2 separate regions of the Homo sapiens genome follow, and region 1 is linked to region 2. A link is an interaction called in ENCODE POLR2A ChIA-PET data of the cell type or tissue named here. Cell type or tissue: Panc1. All regions are shown on one strand.

Region 1 (5,000 bases), 950 kb after region 2:
TTGAAGTAAACTAGACAAACTAGCCAAATTTTGCAGTTAAAAAAATATTAAATTAAGAATTATAAATGTACTATCAAATGGTCTATTATAAAATGGTTACTCCAGTGCCCTGTCTGATTGAAGTACACATTTTGGGAGCTTTAAAATTTCCAAGATGATAGTAAATCACTTTCATTTAATGAAATAGGCAATTTTGCAATCAGTTCTTTAAAATAGTAGATCTAGAAACCTTAGTGAGAGATTTTCAACCCCTCATAATTATTTTCTGTGTGAAGTGGGACTCAAGCCTGTATGAATAATAATATGAACTTAGTATACATTTACATAAATGTCATGCGATTTTGGATTACAACCTTACATTGTTTGCTTGTCTGTAAACAGAAAACCCAATAGATAGTCATGGCTATCATTAGATTGAAATATTTTCACAGGTCACATCAAACAGTACACCAATAATAAAGAAATACATGACTGAAGTAAAGAGGGGTCCCACACAAAGGTAACTGAAGGAAATATCTTAAAGCAGAATTAAACTGGAAACCAACTTGTACACTCACAGCCTTACAACTAGAGAGCAGAAAGAATCACCTATGGTCACTGTGCACAGCAGCCTCTGGCCTTGTTTGACTAGCAACGGCTTTGAGTTATGTTTTACCTTAAAGAACATGACAAGGTCACAAACAAAATTCTAGAACTGCTACAGGCCTAGTGTTTCTAATTTCCAACTAATATTAACCTTTAGTATTTGGGAACAAGAAATTGGAATTCTTAAAAATTATTGGGAATAATGAGATCATGAGTTATTCTTTGTTTTCCACAACACTTTTTTTTACATGTTTCTAAGTATTAATGATTGAATAAAATAATAGTGAAACCTTTTTACATGCCAAAATTATACTAGAAGTTGCAGAAGTTTTTAATGTAAAGCAATGAATAATAAATGCACATTTTATTATTATGTATCACTATGTTGTGACAAGTTTAGATATTCCAATAATGTTAAAATTATATATATCTGCAATAGATATTTGATAAAGAATAATGAAGGAAATATTAATATAAAATCAATGCCAAATAAAAATTATTTAAAACATTGAAAATAATCCAAATATTTAATATTTCTGAGTTATAATACTTAAAAGTAATTTCAAAATACACAAAGTGGGAGTAAAACACACAAGTACTCATTTTCCTATCTAAAAGACTTAATATTTGTTACATGATAAATATTCTAGATGTAGAAATAGTTTGTATTTTGTTATTGACACTGATCAAACTGTTATAAGCGCTTCCAAAAGCGTTTACAACTTGGGCATTAGGGTATATGTTATTTAATATAATCTCTTTTTTTAATGATGAAAACATGCTCTGATTTGATTTTAGTATTAAAATAAATACACTTTTACCAACTTAGATTTTAGATCAGTTTTGGATTTCACCTTGGAGATTCTATACCATTGTTATCTTCTTTTCTTTGTAGTTATTTTGTTAAAATATTTCAAAGAAACACAACCTATAGCAAATACTGAAACACTGAAAATTACCACTGTGCATTATTGGGTAGTATATTAGTCTGTTCTCATGCTGCTAATAAAGACATACCCAAGACTGGGTAATTTATAAAGACAAAGAGGTTTAATGAACTCACAGTTCCACATGGCTGGGGAGGCCTCACAATCATGGCAGAAGGCAAAGTAGGAGCAAAGACACCTCTTATATGTGACAGGCAAGAGAGCATGTGCAGGGGAACTGCTCTTTATAAAACCATCAGATCTCATGAAACTTATTCACTCTCATGAGAACAGCATGGGAAGAACCCGCACCCATGATTCAGTTACCTCCCACCAGGTCCCTCCCACAACATATGGGGATCATGGGAGCTACAATTCAAGATGAGATTTAGGTGAGGGCATAGAGCTGAACCATATCAGGTAGTATTTTAAAAAAATTAAACATTTGTATCTCCTATCAAGGTTAACAGCAGTACAGGTGTAGATTTCAATTTAATGATTTATTTTACTTTCAAGTCAAATTGTTTCTTGGAACACTATTCATAGTATTTGCATAAAGTATATGATATGTATTAACTTATTAATATTTATTTATGTTTTAAAAATGACTTATTGTAAGCCGCCAACAGCCCATGAACATTTTTATCATGGCAATAACCACAAGCAAGATTGACTAATTAGATTGTGACCTCTTCTTGCCTATGTGTTCTTGTCCTGTTTCCAGGAAATATCAACTTTAACTTTTGACTGACTGTCAAGGTGTCTCACTTTTGCTTTTAACTTGATGTCAATGGATTCCTTCAAACCAATAACATCTCTGTGATGATATTTAAGCTTTAATTCTCGCAGATAATTATAATACTTGTTTTTAATTTTTTAACATTTCTCATTTAATAATTCTCAGGATTCAAGATTTGAAAAATATAAATTTCCCAAGAAAGCCTGAGAAGGAATTCCCATATAGAGACAGCATCCAGGTCATCTGTGCTACAGTGAATATTCATAATAGCTCCTGTCTCAGTATTTGCATACAGTCCACCTGCCTTCATGTTTCTATACTTAATAGCTCACAGAGCAAGGAAAAGTGGCATCTATAATTTTTTTTTTTTTTGAGATGGAGTTTTTGCTCTTGTTGCCCAGGCTGGAGTGTAGTGGCGTGATCTCAGCTCACCACAACCTCCACCTCCTGGGTTCAAGTGATTTTCCTGCCTCAGCCACCGGAGTAGCTGGGATTACAGGTGTGTGCCACCATGCCTGGCTAATTTTGTATTTTTAGTAGAAACGGGTTTCTCCATGTTGATCAGACTGGTCTTGAACTCCTGACCTCAGGTGATCCACCCGCCTCGGCCTCCCAAAGGGCTGAGATTACAGGCGTGAGCCACCATGCCAGGCATGATAAGATTATTTGACTTGTTAATGTAAAATAAGATTCAATCACCATCAGAAAATTACTCTAGATATTAGCTTGAAAAAACATCATGTGTCCAATGACCTACTATATGTCTAAGAGCATGCTATTGAGAATAGAAACACATTGTTTATGAAAAGATACTCAGCTAGTCAATGAGATGAGGTGGTAAATGTGTCAACAGTGACAGGCTCTGCAAACACAAAAACAAAATCCAATAAATGGGGAAGAGATTCCAACAGTTTACTGTAGGAAACATGTGATTCCTTTTAATTTCAACCTTCCTCATTTAACAACAATGTCAAAGTAATGATTTACGTGTACAAAGGACAACATCATGGTGAATAATAAAATTAGTACCAGGAAGCACAATTCAGGAACTCCAACTACATTTGTTCCAGGACCATTCCCTACGGCAGTGTGTTCTTCCCCACTTATGTTACTAAAGTGCAAATATCACCAAACAGACAAAGAATCTTAAAGGATAGATTGTCAAAATCAAAGAGAAGAATGCAAAATACATGCCCCAGAAAATGATATAAACTGTTTTTTTTCTTATGTTATACATGACAGTGAACATATTCCATTCAAATTTTCTTTTTCCTTTAGCACCAGCACATTGAAAACATACAAATTTTCCGCTGGAGAAAATCAAAAGCTAAGTTAAACATCCATGCACTGAACTCTGAACTCTTTGATCCATATGACACTGAAGACTCCAGAGGTGATTCCAAAATTAATACTGTCATTGGTATATTTTTCTCAAAGAATTCCTCAAGTTTTTGGTGAAGGCTGAACTTAGTTACCATGTCCTTAGCATATGTTCTTTTGAAAAGCAGCTGTTCTACAGCTTTGCAAAGCAAAAACCACAAGACTAATATGAAATCTAAAGCAAACACAGGCATGGTCAAATGGTCAGTTTTATGTCAGTTACAGCAGGCTGGACAAACCTCCAGGGCATCAACCCTACAGTGCCCAATTCCAAAGCAAATGTCAGTGAGAACTATATCTCCCTTGTCCGCCATAGGCTTTCGCTTAAATTATGTAAATACTGAGGAAGATTCATGAAGTCAAAGTTTTTTTGTTTGTATTTGAAAAAACAAGGAGTTCAGTTATTTCATATAATATGATGGACATTGAGTCAAGAATTGGGCTTATCAATTACTGACATCTAAAAATCACTAATTTTGTTAAATACTTAGGTAGTTTATGTGACTTAAAAAATATTAACTATTATTTCTTCTTCCTGTGTATTCCATGGTTATCTTTGCTAATGAGGTACTATAACATTTTGACAAAAGCATTAAATATGTCACAATCTAAGGAAGATCAAAGTCAAAGTTATAGTAATTGTTACTTTTCCTACAAGTATCATTGGAAGTTGAAAAACTAGCATTATAAATGAACCAATCACTGAAAATCTTCTCAAAGTTAATAGAAAAATAACTTCTATTTTATTTTGGGGATCTAAAGAACTAGAAAATGGCAACTTCTAAAACATATAATAAAAATTCTTATTTTACCATTCTTGTATTTTCAAGTGTAAAGCTGTTTACAAACTTTGCAGGCTGATGCCACACTGAGATAGTTAATGTGTTGCCTCATGGTGGCAAACCATTAGAATGTTCTGCATTATAGGGATAAGGGATTTTAAGATGAGAAAATTTCACAACATTTTTTATCTAATCGAAAATTGACTGCAATTAATATTTCCTCTAAGGCAAGAGAGAGATTCCACCGAGGCATGTACCTTCTTCCACTCAAAGGTAATTATCAAGCTCCAGAAATGATTGGTTTAATAAAATTTCTAGTGATCATATAGAAAGTATGTGTAATATAAATCAGAAGACTGAACATTCCTATAAATACTGCCAGTACTTAAATACTTGTCATGGAATGTATCCATGCTTGCTTTCAGATTTATCTACAACATATGTCTCAGTTAAGAATTTTACAAATACATCCAGCTATAGGCTATTGCTTTTCTTTTAAAAAAATCTACTAATTTTGGAAAATAATATGTGTAAGCATAACCATAGATTATTAAGTGATATGGCACATATTAATATGTATAATTATAG
Region 2 (5,000 bases):
CAGTAATGGCAGACACCCCTCCCCCCACCAAGCTCAAGCATCCCAGGTCGACTTCATACTGCTGTGCTGGCAGAGCAACAATTTCAAGTCAGTAGATCTTAGCTTGCTGGGCTCCATGGGAGTGGGATCCGCTATAGACCACTTGGCTGCCTGGCTTTAGCCCCCTTTCCAGGGGAGTGAACAGTTCTCTCTCACTGGTGTTCCAGGCACCACTGGGATATGAAAAAAAAAAAACCTCCTGCAGCTAGCTTGGTGTCTGCCCAAACGGCTGCCCAGGTTTGTGCTTGAAACCCAGGGCCCTGGTGGTGTTGGCAGCCAAAGGAATCTTCTGGTCTGCAGATTGCAAAGACCATGGGAAAAGCATAGTATCTGGGCCAGAATGCACCGTCCCTCATGTCAGTCTCTCATGGCTTCCCTTGGCTAGGGGAGGGAGTTCCCTGACCCCTTGCAGTTCCTGGGTGAGGCAATGCCTCACCCTGCTTTGGCTCACCGTCTGTGGGCTGCACCCACTGTCTAACCAGTCCCAGTGAGATGAGCTGCATACCTCAGTTGAAAATGCAGAAGTCACCCGCCTTCTGCGTTGATCTTGCTGGGAGCTGCTGACCAGAGCTCTTCCTATTCGGCCATCTTGCCAGCCACCCACCTCATTTCACATTCTATGTTTGTACTAAGTGGAAAATAAAAATTGCCCATCATACTGTTCATTTTTAGTAATTGTTGTATTTTTAAAAAAGGGAATGAATTAGTAATACCCTCATTCTTTAAATTTATCAACAAACAGTATGGAACATTGCACATTTATACTATTGACTCTTTTTTTAAAGTAACTTTTAGGTTCGGGGATACTTGTGAAGGTTTGTTACATAGGTGAACTCATGTCACAGGGGTTTGTTGTACAGATTATTTCATCACCCAGATATTAAGTCCAATACCCAATAGTTATCTTTTCTGCCTCTCTCACTCCTCCCACCCTCCACCCTCAGGTAGACCCCAGTGTCTATTGTTCCCTTCTTTGTGTTCATAAGTTATCATTTAGGTCCCACTTAAAAGTGAGAACATGTGGTATTTCGTTTCCTGTTCCTGCATTCGTTTGCTAAGGATCATAACATCCAGCTCCATCCATGTTCCTGTGAAAGATATGATCTTATTCTTTTTTATGGCTGCATAGTATTCCATGATATATATGTACCACATTTTCTTTATTTAATTTGTTATTGATGGGCATTTAGGTTGATTTTATGTCTTTGCTATTGTGAATAGTGCCGCAATGAACAGCCACATGCATGTGTCTATATGGTAGAATGCTTTATATTCCTCTAGGTATATACCCAGTAATGGGATTGCTGGGTTGAATGGCAGGCTTTTAGCTGTTTGAGGAATCGCCATACTGCATTCCAATGGTTGAACTAATTTACATTTCCACCAATAGTGCATAAGTGTTCCCTTTTCTCCACAACCTCACCAGCACCTGTTGTTTCCTGACTTTTTAATAATAGCCATGCTGACTGGTGTGAGATGGGATCTCATTGTGGTTTTGATTTGCATTTCTCTAATGATCAGTGATCTTGAGCTTTTTTTCATATGTTTGTTGGCTGCATGTATGTCTTCTTTTGAAAAGCGTCTGTTCATGTCCTTTGCCCACTTTTTAATGGGGTTGTTTGTTTTTCTCTTGCAAATTTGTTTAAGTTTTTTATAGATGCTGGATATTAGACCTCTGTTGGGTACATAGTTTGCAAATATTTTCTCCCATTCTGTAGGTTGTCTGTTTGCTCTGTTGATAGTTTCTTTTGCTGTGCAGAAGCTCTTAAGTATACCTAGATTCCATTTGTCAATTTTTGAATTTTGTGTTTTGGTGTTTTTGTCATAAAATCCTTGCCCTTTCCTATGTCCAGGATGGTATTGCCTAGATTGTCTTACAGGATTTTTATAGTTTTGAGTTTTACATTTAAATCTTTAATCCATCTTGGGTTGATTTTTGTATGTGGTGTAAGGAAGGGGTCCAGCTTCAATCTTCTGCATATGGCTAGCCAGTTATCCCAGCATCATTTATTGAATAGCGAGTCTTTTCCCCATTGCGTGTTTTTGTCAGCTTTGTCGAATATCAGATGGTCATAGGTGTGTGGCGTTACTTCTGGGCTCTCTGTTCTGTTCCATTGGTCTATGCACTTTTTTTGAACCAGTACCATGTTGTTTTGTATACCATTGACTCTTAGTGGGTGTTTAGGGAATACAACATGTAAAATGTAAGTATTATCTCATCTGTTTATTGATGAAGTATTGTGATGTTTCTAAGTGCTTCATTTTGTAATTTTAATTCTTATTTTGGTCAAAGAAATAGAAAAATCACAGCTTTCTTTGGGGGGAGGCTTGCAATATGTAGAAGCTGTATTTTATATGGTCACAGAAGGGGAGTACTATATTATTCTGTTTTTTCAGCTGTGTCTATCACCTTCCTTTTGCTCATTTAAATAATTTCCTTTGTTTTGTTTTTGATGGAAGACGAGAATTTATTTGGATTCATTAGAGTCTCTACCATATCTGGTACAAATCTACTTGAGAACAGGCCATACTTCTCTTGAAAAATTTCCTGGAGTTTATAGGTTGAAAATCTGGTCCTAGATTAAATACTTTCTAATTCAGATAAAGTCATTCTTCATTCAGTAAAACCTGTATACTTCCTCTTGTTGAGTGAAAAAGGACACTATTAATAAAATAAAATTATATATTTTTTGTTTGAGCTTATTAAAATTTCAGTGATTAGTCTACTTTTAAAGGAATGTTTCTTTGAGTAATTGAGCATTGTCAGTATGTGAAAATGGGACTGTGGATTTGACAGCTTTTTGAAGTGGATTTGGTGTTCTTCAAAAAGAGCACAATATGGAAGTGTTCATTAACAAAAAAGTGGAGAGTAACCAAAACAAATATATTTCCAGGCTTCAAAGATGCAAAAGTAAACAACTAATCCTGACTATTAAAAACTAAAATTTAAGCAAACTTTAGTTTTAAGCATGTGGAAACTATTACAATAATAGGTATGCGTGTAGTTCAGTTTTTAAATAGGTAGATCATATTTTTCTCTTTGATTTATGTGATTTACATGGAATTTAATAGGATCTATATATTACTGAAAATAGTAGTGAATGTGAATTTGTCTTTTTAAAGCTCTCTGATTCTTAACATTGAGACCTTAGATACTGTGATGCTTAACTGTCTTTCCATAAATAGAGAGGATTTTTAAAAACCTCTGCTAGGAGAAATGTCAGTTTATACTGAGTCATCATAGATGAGTAATATTCTAGAATTTCTTTCTTTTAGTTTAGACTTCTTAAATGTTATTTTGTCTAATTTTTCAAACACAGTATATTGTATTTTAAGTGTTATGTTGAAAATGTGTAGTAGCAGTTGTTGCAGAATTTTTTTTCTGTAGAAGATCACACATTTCTTGGAATCAAGTTGGATATTTTTCTTTTTGTTAAACATTAAGAATTACTGGGCAATAGCAGCAGACATGGTGATTCTAACATGCATGTCTAAATAGAAGCATTGTTTTAGAGGTCCTTTGGAAATATCCTTTGGAAAATTTAATATACACTTATATATACTTTCACATTCTTTGATGGGGGTTATGTATACACTGACAACTAAGTTATTACCAAAACATACAGTGTAGAAATAGAAATTAAGGGTCCTTTCAGCATCATGCAGTGTGGGCAATTATTTGAGATATATTCCCACGTATGTGAATATTAGTGTGGCTATATATCTTTATGTTTTCTATTTTAATGATTTACACAGTGGAGTCATATCATACATTTGCTTTACTTAAATACATATGCATATAAAGATTTGGCCAAAAAGAAAGAGAAGTTAAAATATTTCGCTCAATGAATGTGTGCCCTGGAATGAATGTGAGATGTAAATCTGCTATTCCTGTCAGTCTCAGTTCTTTTATGTGTGCTAGGCTGAGTGTGTTTCTAGGGTTTAAAGTTATGTATTTTTTTTATATACAGTATGAAATACAAGCCAACTAATTCATCTAGTACACAACCAAAGTAAAAAGATAACTGGTATGAGAGAAAGTATGTCAGTCTTCAACATGACATTGCCTTAAGGGATTTTGACCATATGCAAATTTTTCTTATGTGCTGACTTTAGATTCTAATCTCTCAGAAAGAGGCCACTTAAGTGTAGTGATTTTTATTGTGTTTAATTAAAAATTTTTAATAGTCTGGTAGACTGTGTTAATCTACTTTAAGTCTACTTTAATAAATTTCTTCACCAGTCTGTACCATGATGATCTCTTAGATGTACATCTTAGGAAGCCTGAAGGAGCATAATACTGTGGATGAAATTATCAGCTTTGACATCAGTCCCCTTTCAGACCTGACCAGTTTCTTTACTGCTACCACCCTATATTATGTGGAAATGGTGGTTTTGTTTTTATATACTTAAATACCAAAATGCTTTCAAAATGCATATTATTTAGTATTATCTGTCATAATTGATACTAAATAGTTGAAGATTAAATGAGAAATGTAATTATATCTGTGTCACATAGATATAATTGTTACCATTTTAAATATAAAGAAACTGAAGTACAGATGAAGGCAAATGTATCATCTTGGAAATAAAAAATCTGGGTTCATATCTTATTTCTGAAATTGTATGATCTTTGGAAAATCCCTTAGTCCCTGCTTTCTTATCTGTAAAATGGGGATCTTATCTCCCTGAAAGGGTTATTGAAAGAATTGAGTGAAATCATCATTGTGAAAATACGTTGAAACTGTAAGGTTCCATACAAAGATAAAGCCAGAATTGTAGTAATCCAATACACTACCAATTGTAAGACCATCAGTCTAATAACATTGAAAAAGAGCAGTTCATTGGTCATTCTACTGTTTCTACACAGCCTCAGGTCTGGAGACACTAGGTCTACTTACCACTAGGTCTGTATCACATTACTAACATTTATCATAAAAGCAATTTTGAAAAACTCTTGT

The links. ChIA-PET counts read pairs that join two places held together with the same protein. Peaks named below come from ENCODE experiments on the same cell type or tissue, not always from the same donor. Only the 100,000 strongest peaks of a DNase experiment are listed, where the experiment ranks them.
Region 1: POLR2A ChIA-PET joins it to region 2 with 6 read pairs; 2 of 35 experiments call an interaction of 5 or more read pairs at or near these places.

The regions. Positions count from the first base shown.
Region 1 is chr5:92,566,862-92,571,861 of GRCh38, reverse strand. The region is part of intron 2 of LOC105379082 (a long non-coding RNA gene); the gene reads left to right. Among named protein-coding and RNA genes, the nearest start is that of LINC02058, 370 kb to the left of the region's middle. In Panc1, no CTCF peak of the experiment used is centred here; no DNase peak of the experiment used is centred here; H3K27ac peaks cover 4,706 bases.
Region 2 is chr5:93,518,185-93,523,184 of GRCh38, reverse strand. All of the region lies in intron 4 of NR2F1-AS1 (NR2F1 regulatory antisense RNA 1), which reads left to right. Among named protein-coding and RNA genes, the nearest start is that of NR2F1-AS1, 61 kb to the left of the region's middle. In Panc1, no CTCF peak of the experiment used is centred here; no DNase peak of the experiment used is centred here.